2 separate regions of the Homo sapiens genome follow, and region 2 is linked to region 1. The links are chromatin loops, found by intact Hi-C in ENCODE. Cell type or tissue: ascending aorta. All regions are shown on one strand. Links, peaks and the distances in the headings refer to the core of each region. The heading gives the core; the rest is flanking DNA.

What was found. Peaks named below come from ENCODE experiments on the same cell type or tissue, not always from the same donor. Only the 100,000 strongest peaks of a DNase experiment are listed, where the experiment ranks them.
Region 2: a loop joins it to region 1, with 2.3 times the contacts of the local background. A loop is called at or near these places in 4 of 110 quality-filtered maps.

Annotation. Positions count from the first base shown.
Region 1 is chr1:85,359,260-85,366,140 of GRCh38, forward strand. All of the region lies in intron 1 of DDAH1 (dimethylarginine dimethylaminohydrolase 1), which reads right to left. Among named protein-coding and RNA genes, the nearest start is that of BCL10, 86 kb to the left of the region's middle. In ascending aorta, for the core only: no CTCF peak of the experiment used is centred there; no DNase peak of the experiment used is centred there; H3K27ac peaks cover 1,805 bases.
Region 2 is chr1:85,309,710-85,316,590 of GRCh38, forward strand. No RefSeq gene overlaps it. Among named protein-coding and RNA genes, the nearest start is that of BCL10, 37 kb to the left of the region's middle. In ascending aorta, for the core only: no CTCF peak of the experiment used is centred there; a DNase peak (open chromatin) is centred at 4,442; H3K27ac peaks cover 2,480 bases.

The DNA.
Region 1 (6,881 bases), core at 607-5,606:
TTGCTGGAGTCTGACCAGTTAGCACACTATTGGAGGCTAACCAGTTAGGGCATTGTTGGAGGCTGACTAGTTAGGGCACATGAGTAAAGGAAGGTGGGAGGCAAGGCACCCAATTCTGACCAGTTAGCACACTATTGGAGGCTGACTAGTTAGGGCACATGAGTAAAGGAAGGTGGGAGGCAAAGCACCCAATTATCCTACCCTTGCCAGGAAATACAAGATTCCATTTTAAATCTTATGTCAGTCATTTAGTCAGAATTGCACACACACACACAGTATAATACATGGAAGGAATATCAATAACTCGTAATTTGAAATCTCAACCCATAGGACAATCACTGTTTTCTATTCAAATATTTTGTAAAATGTCAAAACATCCTTTGCTTCTCTGTAAATGTAAACTGTGTTAGTTATATTCAAACAGTTAATATGATTACCCATCTTTTAAAACCTAGTTCCTTAGAGGTGATTAACAAGTTCAACAATTACAATCAAACCAATGAATATTTGAAAATAAATTTCAGGAATTTGTATGATTCCAGGGCATGTCTAAAGCACAGAGATATTCTGGGTTGAATTAAGGAACACTTCTATTGAGGCTTACTTTAATATAAGAAATGAATGTGAAGCATAACAAATTGAAGCTCACAATTTAATTCAAGTCCTTCCAGTAGCTCAACAAAACAATTTAAATATTTTCAAAGGTCTGCAAAACCTTTAGGATAGTAAAGACATACAATGAGATGACTCGAATAGGGGACAAGGGAACAAGAGATCACATCACACTGGGCAAAGCAGGTAGTTCTTCCAAAAATACAACATGCTGAGTACACAGTGTGAATTGTCAGTGAAGAGTTTAAGAGACACAAATAGAGCAGAGTTACTTCTAAAGTAATAAAAATATGGAAATACTTTGACAACAAGCCTGACATTCATGCATTCAAAAAACATTTAAAGAGGATACAAAGTAAAATAAATATATCATCTCATCCTTGTCCTGGAACTCATGTAAAAATTCCACAAACCAGAGTGACTCAGAACAATAAAAAATATTTCCATGGACAAAATGGTCTTAATGTTGTAGTAAATACATTCAGTGACCTCTTTTAACAGCAGAATAGGTTTTCCTATGTAATAGGAAGTGGAATTGTTGCTACAGCATAAAATAAGGAGCAAACACAATATTTACCATGACTTGTTGGGCTACTATGAACCCAGGAAAACACAACTGTTTCCTTTTGACATCTCTGCTTCTTTGTCCATGGAAAATTCACTGAGCTTAGGGAGAGATCATGAGAACAGATATACAGTTACTTTTTGTTTCTATTACTAATGCTACTGCTTCTATTATAACTTAACATTTCAAAGATTAGGAGGAGTTGAGCAATAACATAAATTTTGGTTTGAAAAGTTTGTATGTAACTATGCAACATTTCAACTCAGGAACTGTATTCAATTCTTAAAAGTTAGAGGAGAATAGAAGTAGGGAGTCTACTATATACCAGTTTCAGAAACATTACATCTCTTTAAATGTCCTATGTCTTTGAAAATTAAAAAGTTTTAGAGGATAAAATGTTTGTGCTTTTCTTTTCTTTTCAAGTTAAAACAGCTGCACTGACATTAAAAAAACTAGCTCTTGTGCAGGGGCAGTACTTAAAAAAATTCAATCACATCTATACAAACAGTCATCAGGATAGGTCCATACCACACATGTTGATGATACTACATTACTTTCAGAGTTAAGCACATGGACAAGATTTTTAAAAAATTGTAAATATCAAGTAAACAGTTTTGAGAACTGCAGGGCCATATGGCATCAAATCGGCAATGCTAAACTGAGGGAGATTTCTGGAGAAGAAATGAGAGGCTGAACTCGGCAGGCTGTCCATTGGGAACCACACACTCTTGGCATTGAGGTTCCGTTGAAGCAGACAAACTCAGCTGCAAACAGGCCTGACACATGGGTCCATAGCAAGCCAGCTATTCAGGCAGTTAGAACACTAAATATAACTATAGAAGTGGGAGTTTTTGCAGGAAAAGATCCAAACCATGAGCCTTTAAGAAACTGCCCATTCTGTGGTTACATGGCCATGGTTAATGTTGACTTTATTAACTTCCAAGAGGAAAAAAAATGACCAAATAACACACCCACCTTTCATTGAGACAGTAACCCTGCAGTGTGGAACTTAGCATTACTCAGAGAAACCATCAGGACAAACAGTATTAATTCCAACGGCTGAGCTGAATGGGTCATTTTAGCCCACAAAATTAGAAATAAAAAGGGAAAATTAGAAAAACAACCTACTTAATTTAAGCCTTAGAGTATAAAGTATATACAGTAATTTTCATTCTTTACTCAAAAGATTTACAAGACCTTTCTTCCCTCCCTTTTCATGCTACATGCACTTTGCATTTCATTTTAAAACAATGTTATACTTGCATTTTTTGCCCCATTTTTCTCCTCATACTATTTATCACAGCATAGATTTCTTCTCTGGTCACAGCTGCTGCAGATCACCTCTGCTGCTTCCAGTTCTGCTACTTATTAGCCAGTGTCCTCAGGTTATTTAGTATTCTGAGCCTCAGTTTTCTCACCTTTAAAGTGGGTATTTATTCATTATAGTATCAACTTTTTAGGCTCCTTCTGGTCATTAAATACATACAAGTCACACAGTATTTGCTGAATAAATATTGTATTTTTTATGAATAACAGCTTGTGTATACACAGTGACAGATACTTGTACTATAAAATTAGTGCACAAGAAAACAACTGTTGTTTTTTCTTATATTTGGACATGTTTCTTGTGTTTTATCCCTCCATGACAGATCCCATCTGCTTTCCTGTGAATTAAAATTATAGATTTTTTTTTTGCAAAGCCAGTATACAGTTAGAGAACATACATTGAGGATACATTTAAATTTAAATTTAGATAATCCAAATCTGATTTCCTTCCAGCTCCTGGAAGCTGTCAAGACATGTGGCAAATTTCTTGTGTAACCTCTGCTTTGAAATAGCCCTTGGAAAGTACTACATAAGGTGGGAAGTGGGCCTGTCTGGTAAGATGTTCCACAGGACTCAAAAGAGCATCAGCTAAGATGATATGGAATGATCATGGTCACTGAGAATATTACCACTCTAAGGGACCCAATCAGTCTAAAGAATTCTTTCTCTTTCTCAATGCCTGGTCTCCTTCCTTACCCTTCCCTTTTCTACTCTCTTCTTTCCTTCTTTTACGGCTCTCATTTCCATCCTATCATGTTTTCATGATTATCCTGTCTTCTCTTTTCACTCCCTTTAGACCTTCATGGTGAGTGGCAAGAACCAGGGATTAGAATAAAGTCTTTATCACTTATTAGCAATGTGACTTGGATAAATTCACCTCTCTGAGTCTCAGTTTCTTGACCTGCAAATGGGAATAGTGCTTTCTCTCTAACAGGGATTATGTGAGTAACAAATAAGATAATACATGTAAAACACCTAGCTCAGTGCCTGGCATATTGTGCTCAAAACTAGTAGTTGATGATATTATTATTTTGCCCTAAATTAACTCAGTCCTTTGTTTGGATTTTGGCTACCTTTCAAAAACAAGTAAAAGATAAAAAATACAATTTTCTGTATTAAATAAAACATCTTTTAAGTTCAGTTTTCCTTTTGTTCTTGCAAAATCTCCCTCAAACCTAAAATACTAAAAGAACTCCCAAAAAACCCAAAACTCTCCCTAATATAAAACAAAACAAAAATAAAGCCTTATATAGTTTTACTAGGAAGCTATATTCATAATAACTTGTTATAGCACTGTTAGTTTAATACTCTTTATTTCAGGGCAATATTTTCCAGTTGACCCTTTCCAAAATTGACTTTTGCTGTTTATTTTCAGTAATGCCCCTTTTGAATGTTTCACATCTTCGTTCTAAATGTTGTGAATGTGCTTGTGGGGCCTGGTGAACAGTTCTGAGCTATGGCTCCTTAAAGAATATGCACCAATCTGTTAGCCAAGCTGCTTTCCTTCAGCTGTTTCTGCTGCTAGATACTATGAAATAAATGTGGCCCTCAAAGTTGGCCTGTCTGTGGCTGACATGTCTCAGTCAACCACAGTTCTGCCATGTGCTAGAAGCTGTGCTATCACCAATGTCACCACTATGTTTTCAATGCCTGCTTAAGTTGTCCTGGTTTCTTTGTAACTCATCACATTACAGGAGCTTTAAAATTATAGAATCATTCTACCCCTACACTTGTCTAGCTCCAGAGAGTTGAACAGTAGCAACATAGCTTTGTTGGTAGTGAGATGGTTTCATCTCCCAACTTTTTGCTGATTTTGTTTTGCCTTTTAATGTTGAGTGTGACATGTAGATAATGCTGAGGAAGCTGTTCAAGAAGCTGTCTTGGCACATCAAGGCACAGATGGCTTGGAACTTGCTGATGCATCAAAATCACTATATTGTCTGAGGTCATATTCAAAAGACCACATTTTATTTCTTTATGCTACTTTAAACTTCTTTGTTAATCAGCACATCTTTGGTCACTGTGGCCACTTGCTAGTACACTTGGCTGATTTTATGACATTGCTTAATGTTGTATCACATTTTCACACATATTTTGTCATGTGAATAACATCTCAGTTCAACAAATATTTGGTGGATGTCAACTTTTTTTTTTTTTTTTTTCAAATCAGGCTACAATTCTTTTTTTTAAGCCACAGCCCTTGCTTGCCTCTGTGAAATTAATCTAGTGGAACAGATACACCTTCTGAATATATAGTGACAATAAAATGGAATATTTGTTGTGATGCTCACAATAACTCCAAAAAGAAGAAAGGGTAGATATTAGTATACCCATTTTATATATGAGTAAACTGAGGCTAAGGGAGGTTGACTGACTTGCCGAGTCAAGCCTCCGGAGCCCATCCTCATTTTCACTTCACTGTATGATTAAGATTCTCCTGAGGTCTCATCATAGAGTGCAGCCCACATCAGAATTGGAGCCCATGCCTTCTGCCTTCCAATTCTGTACATTTAAGTCCACTGGATATTGTAAGATCCTGTGCCAAGGTGACTTTGTATTCCATGATCTCTTCATATCAGAGATAAATGAAATTTCTGTATATTAGGGCCTTAGGATGTTAAGTTATAGAGTGATTAAGAACACTAAGTAATATGAACAGAATATATAAACCACACCAACCTGTTTCACCAAGAAAAACCTGCATATTCATTACTACCCTTTGATTTGGAGATGCCTTAGGTTTGTTCAGTGGTTCATTCCTAAATTTGTCCATATGTGCTGATTACTTTCTTTTTTTTTTTTGAGACAGAGTTTCACTCTTTTTGCCCAGGCTGGAGTGCAATGGCATGATTTTGGCTCACTGCAACCTTCGCCTCCCAGGTTCAAGCAATTCTGCCTCAGCCTCCCGAATAGCTTGGATTACAGGCTTGTGCCACCACACCCGGCTAATTTTGTATTTTTAGTAGAGACGGGGTTTCACCCTGTTGGCCAGGCTGGTCTCGAACTCCTGACCTTAGGTGTTCCGCCTGTCTCAGCCTCCCAAAGTGCTGGGATTACAGGCATGAGCCACCATGCCTGGCTGTATGTGTTGACTACTAAAACTAGCCAAAACTACCAACAAAAAGGGATCGAACAGACATTTTGTGTACTCAATGATCCGGTCTTAAAAATTTCTAAATAAAAACATATTGGGATCCTCTTCTATATTCTAATTTTAGGACAAAGCTCTCAGAAGGAATTTAGTTAGCAATGGTAACAGCAAACATTTATATAGTCTTCCTATGTGCCAGGCACTCTACTATGAACTCATATTAACCTTATTTAACTTTTACAACCTGATGAAGCAAGTACAAGAATGATTTGTTTTACAGATGAGAAAACTGGGGCAGAGTAAGTAAATTTGATCAAAGTCTCATAGCAAGTAAGCAGAGAGCTGAGATTTCAACTTAGCTTTGCTCTTAAGTTTGTGTTATTCTTTCCTACACAATATTGTTACTAACCAACAAATTTAGGTATCTACAATGAAATCGAGTGACTGTGAGGAGCTACAGTACTCTCCAAAACAGATTATGTTCACTATTATTTATTTATTGAACAAAAATGTGGACTCAGACATTCTGGAGAAATGGAAGGATAGAGGCTACAAATTGCAGCAGTCTGAACTTGCATTTGGTTTCTAAACAGTCTAAATTTTGCTTTTCTAAGCATACACAAACTAAGGCTAATAAATTTTGGGAGCCACTACTTTCTCATCAGAGTATGAGGAGGAGTTAGTTATTTGTGTAAAAATCTTTAGGTAGTCAACAGTGTATTTTAAATAGTGAGGTTACCAAAGCATATGGATATGCAGACACACTCCAAACCAAGACATTATATACACTCCAAACAAAAGTGATGAATTTAGAGAGATGAGAAGGGTTTCTACCACACTAGGAAGTATAGTAGGTAGAATTCTAAAATGGTGCCCATGATTGCTGCCCCCTTGATGTACATGTCCTGTATAAATCTCTCCCCCTTTGAGTGTGAGTAGGACCTGTAAATATGATGAAGATATCATATCTGTGATTGGTTACTTTACATAGCACAAGTAAAGAAATTTTGCAGGTGTAAAGTATCTACTTAGATGACTTGAGTTAATCAAAGGGAGATTACCCTGGGTGGGCTTGACCTAAGGAGAACCCTTAAACGTGGGTTTAAAGGTTAGAGACAAAGAAGTCAGAGAGATGTTCTGATCTTCTGTTTTGAAGAATGTAAACATCCATGTTGTGAATTGCCTGAAGAGGGCCTACAGGGTGGCCTCTGGGAACTGAGAGCAATTCTCGGCTGATAGCTGGTAAAAAAAAAAAAAACAAAACAACCAACAAATCAAATGGGAGCC
Region 2 (6,881 bases), core at 1,323-6,322, 49 kb before region 1:
TCACTTAGCATAATGTTTTCAAGGTTTATTCATGTTGAAGCATGTTCAGTACTTCATTCCTTTTTACACCTGAATAATATCCCGTTGTATGGATATTTTTGTTCATCTCTTCATCAGTTGGCATCCATTTCATTTATCCATTCATTAGTTGGTATACACGGGTTGTTTGCACCCTTTGGTTATTTTAAATAATTGCTGTAAACATTCATGTACAAGCCTTGGTGGGGGCATATGCTTTCATTTCTCTTAGGTATATTCCAGGGAGTGGAATTGCTGGATCATATGGTAACTCAATGTGTAGGTGTTTGAGGAACTGCCAGAGTGTTTTCCACAGTGGCTACATTTGACATTCTCATTAGGAGGGTATGATTTCTCCACCTCCTTACCAATGTTTGCTATTACCTGACTCTGATTCTAGCCATTCTAGTGGGTATGACGTGATATCTCATTGTGATTTTGATGTGCACATCCCCGATGACTGATGATGTCAAACATCTTTCTCATGTGGCTGTTGGCCATTTGTATATCTTCTTTGGAAAAATGTCTCTGATCCTTTGCCTGTTTTCAAACTGTCTTTTCTATTATCAAGCTGTAAGAGTTCATTATGTATTTTAGATAGAAGTCCCTTATCAGATATATAATTTGCAAATGTTTTCTCTGGTTCAGTGGGTTATCTTTTCAGTTGTTTGTTTTTTAAGAGATGGGATCTCACTTTGTCACCCAGGCTGGAGTGCAATGGTGAGATCATAGCTTACTGCAGCCTCGAACTCCTGGGCTCAAGGGATCCTCCTGCCTCACCCTCCCGAGAAGCTGAGACTATAGGTGTGCACTACCGTGCCTGTCTTTCCTTTTCTTGACAGTGTCTTTTGAAGCACAAGTTTTAAATTTTGATGTTGTTCAATTTAGTTTTTCTTTTGTTGCTTGTGCTTTTGGTGTCATATGTAAGTGGCAATTCTGAGGTTATGAAAATTTATCACTAAGTTTTCTTCTGAGTTTTATATTTTAGCTCTTATATTTAGGTCTTTGATTCATTTTGAGTTACTTTTTGTATATGGTGTGAAGAAAGGATCCAACTTCATTCATTCTTTTGCTGGATATGTGGGTATCCAGTTGTCCCAGCAGCAGTTGAGAAGACTGTCCTTTCCCCTCTGAATAGTCGTGGTACCCTTGTTGAAAATCAGTTGACCATAGAGACATGGACTTATTTCTGGACTTTCAATTCTATTCCATTCATCTATATGTTTATCTTTACGCCAGTACTGCATGGTCTTGATTACTGTTGCTTTTAAAGTTTTGAAATTGGGAGTGCGAGTCCCCCAAGCTTATTCTTCTTTTCAATATTGTTTTGGCTATTTGAGGCCCCTTGTAATTCCATGTGAAATTTAGAATCAGCCTGTCAGTTTCTACAAAGCAGCCAGCTGGGATTCTAATTGGGCTTGCATTTAATCGGTTTATCAACTTGAGGAGTGTTGTCATCCTAACAATATTAAGTCTTCTAATACATGAACATAAGCAGTTTTTCCATCTATTTAGATATTTAACTTCTTTCAACAATGTTTTGTAATTATCGGAGAATAAGTTTTGGACTTTTACTAAATTTATTGCTAAGTGTTTTATTCTTTCGGATGCAATTATAAATGGAATTGTTTTCTTAATCTTATTTTTGGATTTGTTCACTGCAAATGTGTAGAAACACAATTTTTAATATATTGATCTTTTATCTTAAAATCTTGCTGAATTCTTTTTTTTTTTTTTTGAGATGAGGTCTCACTCTGTCACCCAGATTGGAGTGCAGTGGTGTGATCTCGGCTCACTGCAACCTCTGCCTCTTGGGCTGAAGCCATCCTCCCACCTCAGCCCCCCAAATAGCTTGGACCACAGGCGTGCGCCATCATGCCAGGCTAATTTTTTGTATTTTTAGTAGAGATGGGGTTTCACTATGTTGCCCAGGCTGGTCTCGAAACCTGAGCTCAGATGATCCGCTCACCTCGGCCTCCCAAAGTGCTGGGATTATAGGCGTGAGCCACCGTGCCCAGCCTCATTTATTAATTTTAATATATTTTTAGTGGATTTCTTAGGATTTTCCATATAGACAAGCATGTTAAATAGAGATAGTTTTACCTCTTCCTCTCTGATCTGGATGCCTACAATTTAGCCTTTACCTCCAAGGAATCTACCAATTTCCTCTCTATTGCCTTTCACCACAACCACAACTGTTTTTGAGAGCACACTTAGACTTGAACTTCACACTCTGTTGCAAATGAAGTCAGTTCTCTAGGGAGGGATTCAGAGCTCTTCCTTCCACGGCCTGATTGTGCCCCTGGGGAAAATCTCTGAGCCATCCTCTGCGGGATTGAGGGCAGGGAAAATATGGTTCACTTCTCTCTGAATGACAACCTTGTTTTTGTTTCTCAGTGCCAGGTAGAGAGGAGGCAACAGACTCAGGTCTTTTTGGTTTGCTTCTCTGGGTTAGAACTCCTGCCCCATGAGCCAAGGCAAGGACATTCAGGCTCCCTGTATCATATTGGTACCATGCTCTCAGAGTGGAGCCTCTGTCCCCTGAGAGTTCGGGCTTGGAGGAAGAAAAGAGACCCTCCTGGCAACACTCACCCAGAACTTAGTCTCAGCATTAGGTCATGAGTGGGAATGGCAGGATAAGCAATGCTGACATCCTGTCTCTCCCCAGGAAGACTGACTTTCAATTAGGATCTGTGGAGAAAAGGAGCCTTGTGTTCTTAGCTCTACCCTAAGGTGTGGAGCTTCTGCCTCACTGAGCTGTGAGCGGGGAGGAAGGGTGTGGGTCTTGGGTCAAAATCACTGATTCACTGATCTTACCAAGTTTTAATAGATTTTCTTGAATAAATGTTTCTTCATTTGCTATGTACATTTATGACCATTTCCAGAGACTTTAAATATTTATTTATTTTTATTATTATACTTTAAGTTCTGGGGTACATGTGCAGAATGTGCAGGTTTGTTACATAGGTATACGTGTGCCATGGTGGTTTGCTGCACCCATCAACCTGTCATCTACATTGGGTCTTTCTCCTAATGCTGTCCTTCCCCCACCCCCCGACCCAACAGGCCCTGGTATGTGATGTTCCCCTCCCTGTGTCCATGTGTTTTCATTGTTCAACTTCCACTTATGTGTGAGAACATGTGGTGTTTGGTTTTCTGTTTTTGTGTTAGTTTGTTGAGAATGATGGTTTCCAGCTTCATCCATGTCCCTGCAAAGGACATGAATTCATCCTGTTTTATGGCCACATAGTATTCCATGGTGTGTATGTGCCACATTTTCTTTATCTAGTCTATCATTGATGGGCATTTGGGTTGGTTCCAAGTCTTTGCTATTGTGAATAGTGCCGCGATAAGCATATGTGTGCATGTGTCTTTATAGTAGAATGATTTATAATTCTTTGGGTATATACCCAGTAATGGGATGGCTGGGTCAAATGGTATTTCTAGTTCTAGATCCTTGAGGAATTGCCAGTTTCACTTGGGAGTGAATCCATAGACCTCTTCATGCTACCATATTGAAGCTGTAACCCTTACTACTGTCATTTAGTAGATGCTGTGATTTGAATGTGTTCCCCAAAGGTTTAAGCATTGGAAACTTAATCATTAAAACAACAGTGTTTGGAAGTGAGGCCTAAGAAGAAGTGATTGGGTCATGAGGGTGGTGCCTTCACAAATGCATTAATGTCATTGTCATGGGAGTGGGTTAGTTATCATGGGAATGGGTAGTTATAAGGTAAGCCTGATCCCTAGTGCCTCTGTCTTGTGCACTTGCTTCCGCCTTCCACCATGGGATGAACCTTGTTAGATGCTGGTACCATGCTCTAGGACTTCCCAGATCCAGAATCATGAGCCAAATAAACTTCTATTGTTTATCATTTACCCAGTGTGTGGTATTCTGTTATAAGCCACAGAAAATGAACTAAAACACTAGATGAGGGCAATGTTCATCTATTTGGGAGACTAGGGGTAGTAGAGGGGAAACGAAAGTCACCCAGAATCAGAATATAGTACAAAGGCCTACTAAAAGATTCCAGGGTGGGAAAGGAATACCTTGGTATGGATGTTAAGTATATCAGATGTTAGTGGATAGAAGGACCACTCCTGCACATGGTCCTTCAAATGCTACTTGAACACCCCAGGAAAGGGGAATTCACTACTATTAGTTTAGACTGACTATTATCCCCATAAGCAATATGACCAAGTAAAACCAAAACAGCTGTGCCTGCCAAGATGAGCAGGATGTACAAACAAAAGGAAACAGAAAAGAGGTACTTCAGGATCCTAAACAACTTTATGTTACCAGAAGGTCATGGGCATGCTACAAAAAGGCAACTAGCTGTTTTGGGATACCAGGTGCCCAAGAGACTGCTCTAATTTTAGAAATAACACAGTGCTTACTAAAGAGGTCCAGGACTCATGGGTCTGGAATGCAACGTTCTTCCACCCTCAGGCCGTGCATACTCATGTTCTGGTGTTGATTCTGCTCCAATTATTTTCTGATGTTGAGGGAGGGAGGACCAGACCACAGAACTGGCATGTGCCTAAGGAATCTGCCAAGAGTTATTAAATGATAACTGAAATAATAAATTATTTAAATTTACAGAGACTTGTAAATTTACAGAGTTGGTTATGACCACTGTCTGATAGGCTAAGAGCTCATTTTCACAGTGGCCTTGTGCTGATATCCTCTGACTCTCCAGATCCATCCTCTGCCCTTCTCTGCCAGTTCTCTGCCCTAGAACGCTGACCTCCTAGGCTGGAGGCATCCCCTGAGCCCCCAACTGCATCTTGTGGTTGTGTTCAGCCAATGGGGAGCACCAGCAGATCAGAGTTAGGAGAGAAAGAGGTTAAGGTACTTCTTCTCTGCTCTCTGGCTGGGTCTGTGGCCCTGCCTTCTCTGTCTTATATTTTGCAGCACAATTTTCTGTCCTTGTCCTGCTGGGCCTAGGAGTGCTGCTGACATCTGTTTTCCGGGTGTCTTACCACCCCTTGTTTTTACCCTTAACACCCATACTTCTGAAACAGACCTTCATTAAGGTCATCTCTTTATTTGAACCAAGTGGGAATGAATTATATTTCCTAACAGACTCCTTGATACTATTATATCTTGCCCTGCTAACAACATTCCTTCTGTCTCTCCCAATTATTATCAAGCCTGGAAAGAAGCAAACCCCATGTTACTGTCTTAGCATTAACTCTAGGGGACCTCATACCCTCATCTGGGTCCCCTGTAAACAAAATGATGACTTTGCTCACATCCTTCCCTGGAATTTTAAGCCTCTGTGGCCCTGTGAATCAGTATTTATTCCACTAGCTCCTTTTACACAGCTAGACTGTTGCTTGAAATCAGAACTTGTTTGGTTCCTGAGCTTTTCCTCCATCAATGTGAAATATGCAGTCTTTGTACCCTGGTGGGATAGAGGCACATTCAACCTATAGCATATAGGGTCCTAGTTTAATTTTGAATGGTCATCCTCTGAGTTCTTACCTCAAAGCCTTAGCTAATAAATAAGCTTTCTTGTCCATGAGCAGGAATTTAAAGTTCCTGCTTTTAAAGTGCTTTTAAAGTGAGAAATGGGGAGATGCCAAAGGGCAGAAAGTTTCAGTTTTCAAGATAGAAAAATGCTGGAGATCAAATGTATTGCAATGTGATTATAGTTAACAATATTCTATTACATACTTGAAATTTGCTAAAAGGAAAGATTTTAAATATTTATCACCAAAAAAAAAGAAAAAAAAAGAAAGTGATAACTCTGTTAGGTGAAGGCTATGTTAATTGACTTGACTGTGATTATTTCACAATGTCTTTCTAAGCATCAAGTTGTACACCTTAAATATATACCATTTTTATTTGTCAATTAGACTTCAATAAAGTTGGGGCAGCAAGCTACCTCCTTAGGCCTGTGTTAATTCACTCAAGCTCTTTCTCAGTATTCATAGCCAAAATGACTAAACTTTCCATTTATAAATAGAGGGGGCCTCCCAAGACCTAGAGACCCATCATTGCTTTTAGGCATTCATGTCACACGCCAGCTCAGGCAATATTTTACCAAGTTCATACTTGTTTGAATCTTTTATTTATTTATAGTGACAGTAATATATTTGGCACTTACCCGTCCTCCTAAAAGCCTGATAACCCCAGTTATCTTGTGCTATAAGTGGCCTAGCTTTCACTAACTTAGAAATGAGGGTTTGGAGGGGGAAGGGAGACAGGGAACATTCCGATTAGCCAACAGTTTCCTAATGCAAGTATGTCTGTGGCACAGCCATGTCAGCTACCAGGGAAACCTGTGAATTCACCACGGAAGCCGTCAGGCCAGCTTAGAGGCATCCGTGATGAAAATCCCGAGTTATTTCTGGAGTAGGTGATTGACGTTTCAAATAGAAGATGACATTTTAATGGGATCTAAGCTTGCTGTGATCGGAGTTAATAAGTATAATGATGATGATAATGATATTTACATTATCTCTTTCATCCAAAGAACCCTTCAGTTCTTTTATCGCATTTGCCTTGAAAATGTCCCTTCGGAGTTGGGAGGGGAAGGTGTTATTAATCTGTTCTTCAGGAAAGAAAATATAAAGAGACTTAATTGCCAGGCTTTCAGGCTCCATTTTGGTGGTAAGAAGAGATATTTAAATAACAAATTAAACTTGGAGAAATTAAGCTTGGCGAAACACCAGTCTTTCTCAGTTCCCAGTCATCCTATATAATGCTGCCAGATCAAGCTCCAATAATATCACTTCTTGACTGAAAAGTCTTCAGGGGATCCTGGCAGACTGCCAATTTCAGTCCAAATATCCTAACTCAGCAGGCAAGGCCCTCAATGTTCCAACCAATGTTGTCTCACCATGCTCTTACACTT